3 separate regions of the Homo sapiens genome follow, and all the other regions are linked to region 2. The links are chromatin loops, found by intact Hi-C in ENCODE. Cell type or tissue: endothelial cell of umbilical vein. All regions are shown on one strand. Region 1 has its middle 43 kb from the start of PRP4K. Region 2 holds the start of FAM50B (family with sequence similarity 50 member B). Region 3 has its middle 30 kb from the start of PRP4K.

Region 1 (2,500 bases), 130 kb before region 2:
TAGAAATAAATAATAGAGTAGAGACTAAGATAAATAAATAGATATGCAAATGTTCATAGCAGTTTTATTTATAATAGTTCCAAACTGGAAACAACCCAAATGTTCTGTAATGAGTGAATGATTAAACAAATTGTAGTACATTTATACTGTGGAAATACTACTAACAGTAAAAACAGAAAAACAACACACACATAGCTTAGAAGAAATTATGCTGAGTGAAAAAAAGCCAATCTTAAGCATGTTGCGTGATTTCATCTATGCAACATTGATGAAACATCATTTTTGAAATGGAGAACAGATTACTGGTTGTGAGGGATTAGGAATGGGGGAAGAGGGAATAGGTATGTTCATAAAGTGGTAACATGCGGGACTCTTACGGCTATGGTACTGTTGTGTATCTTGATTGTGATGGTGGCTATCCAAGACAACACAAGTGATAAAATTGCAAAAAGTTATGCCAAACACACACGGGCATGTGTAACTTGTGAAATCTGAATGAGCTCTGTAGATTGTACCAATTTCAGTTTTTTTCTAGTAGCTGTATGTTTAATATTGCTGTAAAGATACACTTTTTTATACAGTTATTGTTAATAATTTGAAGATGTTTATTGCATTCTATTTTTAGTGGGAAAACATGTAACATACTTTTATTTAGCACGACATTGTGAAATACAAAAAACATGTAACTGAGTAAGCAGGATTTTTCTATTCCTAGCCCATTTCTGAGGACTAAATCATGAACTGCTCCCAATGTAATTAAGTATTTCTTGCAATAGTTGGGCACCAAGTTTAAGATTTATTAATTTTCTCCTCTCAGTATAGGCAGCAATTCACCATTTTCTTTCAGCTCTTTCACAATATCCAATCCTCCCACCAGCTCCCCTTTCACATACAGCTGAGGGTATGTTGGCCAATTTGAGTAAGCTTTTAATCCTTGCCGATCTCCTTCATCCTCCAATATATCGAATGTTTCATATTCACCACCAGTACTATTTAGTATTTCCAGAATTTGTTTGCTGAATCCACATTTTGCTTCCTGTTTGTTTCCTTTCATAAAGAGCATCATAGAAGCTTCATTTGTCAGCACTTTGAGCCTTTCCTCTAATTTGGGAGCTTTGGGACAAATTATATCTAGTTCTTCAGATGCGTGTATCTCCTTAATTATATCAAGTCCTCCTATGAGCTCTCCAGAAACGTAGAGCTGAGGATAGGTAGGCCAATTGGAATAGGCTTTGAGCCCCTGTCGAACCTCTTGATCTAAAGACATCAAAACTGCTAAACTAAATATTATGTTTGTGAACAATTTCCACCATCTGCTTGCTGAAACCACAGAGTGGTTCTTGAGGAGTTCCTTTCATAAACAGCATGCAGGGGGCAGCATGAGTCAGTTTCTGTAAGCGAAGGTTGAGATCTTCTTTAAGATGTTCGTCAGTGCTGGGTGGGAAGGAGCCACTAGATGCATGTCGCTGAGCTTTTTTGGTCTTTAAGATGTTCATCAGTGCTGGGTGGGAAGGAGCCACTAGATGTCGCTGAGCTTTTTTGGTCAACTCTGGGATGTGTGCACCATCTAATCGGTCAATTTTCTGAGAATTATTGAAAAACAGAAAAGTGGGAACAGAGCCAATTTCATATTTTTCAGATACTTCAGGAACACCTTCAGCTTCCAACTTCACAAATGAAACTTGAGGGTGTTCTTTAGCTAACTCTGCCATAACTTCGTTCATCTGTGCACATTGTGGACCACAAGGAGGGACTTGGCTTTGAGGCGCAGCAGCTCCTCAAACTGGCCGGCTGAGCTGACCTCTTCTACAGCTGCTGCAGCCGCCTTGCTGCCCCTGCCACCGTGCTGCCGCCACCACCAATTTCAATTTTTCATTTTCGATATTATGCTATAGTCGTTCAGGATGTTAACAGTGAGGGAGTCTGGGGGGGCGGTGCATGAGACATCCCAGTACCTTTTTTTGAATTTTGAAATAATATTTCCTGTGAATCTATAATTATTTAAAAATAAAAAGCTTTAAAAATCTTCAAATAAATAAGCAGATACTTTGGAAGATAAAGTCAATAACATATCCCAGAAAGAACAAAAAAGGCAGTGTGGAGGACAGAAGGAGAGAAGGGAAGGGAAAAGATAAGAAAATTAGAGAATCAACTCAGAGGTGCATGATATTAGGAATTCCAGAGAGAACAGAGTAAACAAAGGAGAAGAAACTAAAATAATAAAAATCTACACGAACTTGAGAACATGTGCTTTTGTACAGAAAGGGCTTCCTGAGTGCCCATTGCAGTGATGCAGAAAGGCCCAGCACATCGGAATGACCTTTCAGAACACTGAGAGGCAAGGAGAACATCTGTGCTGGATTGCCTCTTGTCAACCTGATGACACCACCGTTCTTCTGAGGTTGGGAACTATACTTCCCAGAATTCTGTTCCCAAGGTGGCAGGGATGGAGCTGAGCTTAGGCTCGGTGAAAGTCTGATTTGCAAATGGCTCCTGCAGG
Region 2 (2,500 bases):
CGTCATCGTGCACATCGAAGCTGAAGAGCGGCCCGCTCTTGCCCCTCGCCCTGGCGATGATGAAGTCGTAGAAGGTGTGGTAGTGCGGCAGGATGAGGTCCTCCTTGATGAACATGAGCTGCTCCACGCCGGCGGAGCGCAGCTCCAGGAAGTCCTTGCGCAGCCCCTGCAGCGCCTTCTTCAGGAACTGCTGCACCGTGTTGCCCTTGCGCACCCGCACCGTGCGCCGGTGGCCCGAGCCGTCCCAGTAGCTGAAGGTGACCTCCATCTCCTCGTCCTTCACTTTCTCGCGCTGCGCCTCCCACTCTTGGCGCAGCTCCTCTCGGAGCCGGTTCTCCTCCTCCTCGCGGTCGCGGTCTGGCAGGAAGCTGGTGTCCACGTCGGGGTTCTTGCCCAGGTTTCCGGCGCGCCTGGCCTCGGCCGCGTCGGCCTGGTCATCGAGGTCGTCTAGTGCAAAGGACAGGCAGGAGATCTTACGCTTGCGCTCGCGCCGCTGCTCCTGCTCCCGCTGCCGCTCCTGCTGCAGCCGCTGCTCCTCCAGGTGCTGGCGCTTGGCCAGCTGCCGCTCGCGCTCCCTGACCAGGGCCTCCTGCCGGGCCTTCATGTCGTTCAGGGTCACCAGGCCCACCGTGCTGGACTTCAGCTCGGCCTCCACGGCGTCGTAATGCGCCGAGAACCTCTTGTCCACCTGCGACTTGAGGATGGTCTCCTCGGCGATGCGCTGCTTCAGCACCTCCATCTGCTCCCGCTGCCTTTCGCGCTTCTTGAGGAGGTGCATGGCACGGCCTGCCTCGCGCATGGTGCCCTTGTACTGCGCCATGGCCCGCGCCTACCCGATGGGCTCTGCAGCAAAGAGGAAAAACGCGGCAGGTAGAGGGGGGCCCACGCAACGGCGGGGAATGCTCAGCTCTGCGCCTCCTCACAGGGCTTTCGGCAGTGATGGAAGCGTTCAGGGGCTGGGCCGACCTGCTAGGGTAACCACCAACCTGACAGTGTCACCAGGCACCAATTTCCAGCATTTTATTTGACCTCAATAAATGCAAATGCGAACGGCCCCACGTAACGGGTGGCTGCCATGCCTGAGCGCAGCGCTGAATTTGGGGAGCTGCATACAGAGAGGGTTGGGCTACTGAGCGGACCCTTACCTGCCCAAGCACCCTGTCGAGCGGAGACACGCGGGAGCTGACCTCCACGAGAACCACCCACGAGCAGAGGCCCACTCGCCCCGGGCTCTCGCGACAGCCGTGGACACAGGAAGTGGAGGCGGTGCGCCCCCTGGCGGGGAGGCGGGCCCTGAGGAGAGTGCCAGGCTCCTGGTAGGGCGGCTGCGGAAACAGGAAGTGGAGGTGGATCGCCCCCTGGCGGGGAGGCGGGCCCTGGGAAGAGCTCCGGGCTCCTGGTAGGGGCGGTGCTCCTGTGGGGCGGGCCAGCGCGGGGAGGATCCTGGAGGAGGCGCTTCTGGCCCTGCCCAGCCGTGGCTGGCCGGGGCTCCTGTTTTCACGCTGTGGGCAGGGCGGGCCCCCACCTGCTGTGCGTGCGTGCTGAGCCTTCTCGTGCCCAACTGTAAACACGCAGAAGCAATGTGGGCGCAGCGCAAGCTGCTGTGGCCACCCAGAGAGCCTTGCAACACGGCCCTGCTCTCCAACCCTCCTCCTCCCGCCTCTGATGCTACCCCGCTGTGGCGTCTCGTGAACATTACCTGCGCACCACTGCCTGTAATTCTTTCTTATGGCCCCAACACAACCATTCTTTGATAATAGAACCCTACTCGCCCCCCAGTTTCGTGACAAAACCTGCACTCAGCTTGTTTGACCTCTTCTATACAGCAGTTTCCCCCGGGTTCTAAGCTCTAATAACCATGGGACACTGAGTTAAAGTGTAGCAGTGTCTTTACTGTGAGCCTCTAACATGCCAGTTTCCACTGTAACTCTCCAAGAGCAGGGCAGACCAGTTCATGTTTCGTGACCGTTTCTCCCCTGCAGGAGATCTGGTAACACTCGCCGAAACCAGTGCTTCCTGGGACCTAGTTTGGAAAAGCTGGTTGTGAAATACATACTGCGGTTCAGCCTCCTCCCGCCTAAGAGCAACAATGCCTGTGAGCATAACCTTACCAAGAAGCGTGAATCATATGATAATTACATATGGCACCCACATATCCAGAGGAGAACAGCACGGTGTGAGCCCTCATCAAATTGTCCAAGCCAGAAACCTAGGCCTTTTCCTGGAATGACGTTCCTCCACAGGTAATCAATTACAGAAGAGCCTTTCACACTTTCCTTTTTCTCCCATTCCCCACCACTTGCCTTAATCTAGGAAATTAGCATTTTTTTTAATCTAAAGCCTTCTCATTGTTGCCCCATCACCAGAATACAAGAATATCTTATTTTATTGAGCTCTGGGATACTGTGTGTTTTGTTTTTGTTTTTACAAATTGAAGATTTGTGGCAACACAGCGTCAAGCGCCTACTGGCTCCATTTTTCCAGCAGCATGTGCTCACTT
Region 3 (2,500 bases), 140 kb before region 2:
TTATTGGCCATTGGTGATTAACTCAACTTTCCGTCCCAAGAGATTGGGAGTGGGGCTAGAAGTTCCAGCCTCTAAAGATGCCTAGGTCTTTTATCAATCCACCCTCATCCTGAGGCCATCCAGGCAACCCCAGGCACCAGTCAGCTCATTATCATACAGAAGATAATCTTATCACACGGGAGATTCCAAGGGTTTTAGAAGCCATGTACCTGGAACTGGCACAAAGACCAAATATGTTTTCTTGTGCTTTACCTCTCTTTTAAAAACATGTAACTCCTTGTTATGGGTTGAATTGTGTCCCCTGCTTCACGAATTTCATATGTTGGAGTCTTGACCCCCAGCACCTCAGAATTGTTGATGAAAAGAGTCAAACTCTGTAAAATATTTGAAGAGATTTATTCTGAGCCAAATATGAGTGACCAATGCCCATGACACAGCCCTCACGAGATCCTGAGAACATGTGCCCAGGGTGGTTGGGGAATAGCCTAGTTTTATACATTTTAGGGAGACATGAGACATCAATCAAATACATGTAAGATATACATTGATTTGGTCTGGAAAGGTGTCACAACTCAAAGATGGAGGGTGAGGGGCAGTTCCAGGTCATAGGTAGATTTTAAAATTTTCTGATAGGCAATTGGTTAAAAGAGTTATCAATAGAATGTCTGGGTTTCGATAGGGGTTGTGGAGACCAACTTTTAAATTATGCAAATGAAGCCTCCAGATAGCATGCCTCAGAGAGAATAGACTAAATGTTTCTTATTAGACATAAGTTCTGTGTTGATGTTAAATGCTGGTTGGCTCTTTCTGAATTCCATAAGTGGGGATGGTATAACGAGCCATGTCTGACCCCCCCATTTCCATCATGGCCTGAACCAGTTTTTCCGGTTAACTTTGGAATGCTCTGGCAGAGAGGAGGAGTCCATTCAGATGGCTGACGGATCTTAAGATTTTATTTTTGGTTTACAGAATATAGCCTTATTTAGGGATAAGGTCTGTAAAGAGGGAATCAAGTTAAAATGAGTTCATTATGTAACTGAGTACTCTCATTTTTCAGTTTATTTTTTAATTATTTTCTCCTCTCCCCTTTCCCCCGGCTTATGCCCCCAAAGCATGCCTGCCTCAGAACCTTCACCCTCTAGGAGGGGTTGCCTTGGAACTCCCACCCACCAGGAGGGCATGTCAAAAGCACGCCCACTTGGCCACTTTTATAACTTCTGCCCAGGAAGGCACCAACTCAGCTACCCAGTAGTTAAGGCACTGGGCCAGCAGGGGGACCCCTCGCCCTTGCTCACTCCTTCCCCGGCCTTGGATAAGTGCCTACTTTCTGCTCTGGGAGCAAAACGTCACATGTAAAGGCAGGACTAACGTTCACGACTCTTCCCCAAGCTAGCTTCGGAAGAAACCGCTTTCTTTATGCCAGACCTCGCTCTTGTTAATTGGACTACGCAGGCAGCAAGCAACTAACCCTCTGTTTGGTGACGGTTATGGATGGGCGCCCTAATCCGGTATGACTGCTGTGCTTATAGAAAGGAGAAACTGTCCAGGCGCGGTGGCTCACGTCTGCAATCCCAGCACTTTGGGAGGCACAGGCAGGCGGATCATGAGGTCAGGAGATAAGACCATCCTGGCCAACATGGTGAAACCCTGTCTCTACTAAAAATACAAAAATTAGCTGGGCGTGGTGGCGCGTGCCTGTAGTCCCAGCTACTCGGGATGCTGAGGCAGGAGAATCGCTTGAACCAGGGAGTCAGAGCTTGCAGTGAGCCAAAATCGCGCCACTGCACTCCAGCCCGGTGACAGAGCGAGACTCCGTCTGAAAAAAAAAAAAAAAAAGGAGAAACTTGTACATGGAGATATGCGTAAATGTACAGGGACACAGGAAGAAAATGGCTTTCTACAAGCCAAGGACAGAGGCCTGAAACGGATCCTTGCCTCACAGCCCCCAGAAAGAGCCCACCCTGCCCCAACACCTTGATCTTTGATTCCCAGCCTTCAGAACTGTGAAACAATACATTTCTGTTGTTTAAGCCACTTGGTTACGGCAGCTATAAGAAATTGATACACTTTTTTTTTTTTTTTTTTTTTTTGAGATGGAGTCTCACTCTGTCAGCCGGGCTCTGGAGTGCAGTGGCACGATCTCGTCTCACTGCAACCTCTGCCTCCCTGGTTCAAGCAATTCTCCTGCCTCAGCCTCCCGAGTAGCTGGGATTACAGGCGCCTGCCACTACCGCCAGCTAATTTTTTGTATTTTTAGTAGAGATGGGGTTTCACCATGTTGGCCAGGCTGGTCTTGAACTCCTGATCTTATGATTCGCCCTCCTTGGCCTCCCAAAGTGCTGGGATTGCAGGAGTGAGCCACTGCGCCTGGCCCTAATACACTTTTTTATATGAGGAAGTTACATTGTAAGAGCAAGTAAATATTCCTCTATACATCCCCAACCACTTCCACTGTATATAGACCAGTAGCTAGAGTTAAATCCCTGTATGCCCCAAGGGA

What was found. A loop is a pair of places that touch in the nucleus more often than their neighbours do. Peaks named below come from ENCODE experiments on the same cell type or tissue, not always from the same donor. Only the 100,000 strongest peaks of a DNase experiment are listed, where the experiment ranks them.
Region 1: it touches region 2 in a loop (13-fold over the local background); 27 of 110 quality-filtered maps call a loop at or near these places.
Region 3: it touches region 2 in a loop (11-fold over the local background); 34 of 110 quality-filtered maps call a loop at or near these places.

The regions. Positions count from the first base shown.
Region 1 is chr6:3,977,399-3,979,898 of GRCh38, reverse strand. It overlaps the pseudogene GLRX3P2. Among named protein-coding and RNA genes, the nearest start is that of PRP4K, 43 kb to the left of the region's middle. RefSeq lists a silencer at 1,310-1,604. In endothelial cell of umbilical vein, a CTCF peak has its summit at 1,478 (motif pointing right); a DNase peak (open chromatin) is centred at 1,538.
Region 2 is chr6:3,848,132-3,850,631 of GRCh38, reverse strand. FAM50B (family with sequence similarity 50 member B) reads right to left here and starts at 1,259. Exons shown (of 2, transcript NM_012135.3): 1 at 1,146-1,259; 2 at 1-843. The coding sequence starts at 820. LOC107986557 (a long non-coding RNA gene) reads left to right here and starts at 1,266. Exons shown (of 3, transcript XR_001743931.2): 1 at 1,266-1,316; 2 at 1,983-2,243. RefSeq lists an enhancer at 1,076-1,195 and a silencer at 1,466-1,585. In endothelial cell of umbilical vein, a CTCF peak has its summit at 1,323 (motif pointing left); a DNase peak (open chromatin) is centred at 1,381; H3K4me3 peaks cover 1,293 bases; H3K27ac peaks cover 663 bases.
Region 3 is chr6:3,989,793-3,992,292 of GRCh38, reverse strand. No RefSeq gene overlaps it. Among named protein-coding and RNA genes, the nearest start is that of PRP4K, 30 kb to the left of the region's middle. RefSeq lists an enhancer at 1,047-1,546. In endothelial cell of umbilical vein, a CTCF peak has its summit at 1,267 (motif pointing right); a DNase peak (open chromatin) is centred at 1,312.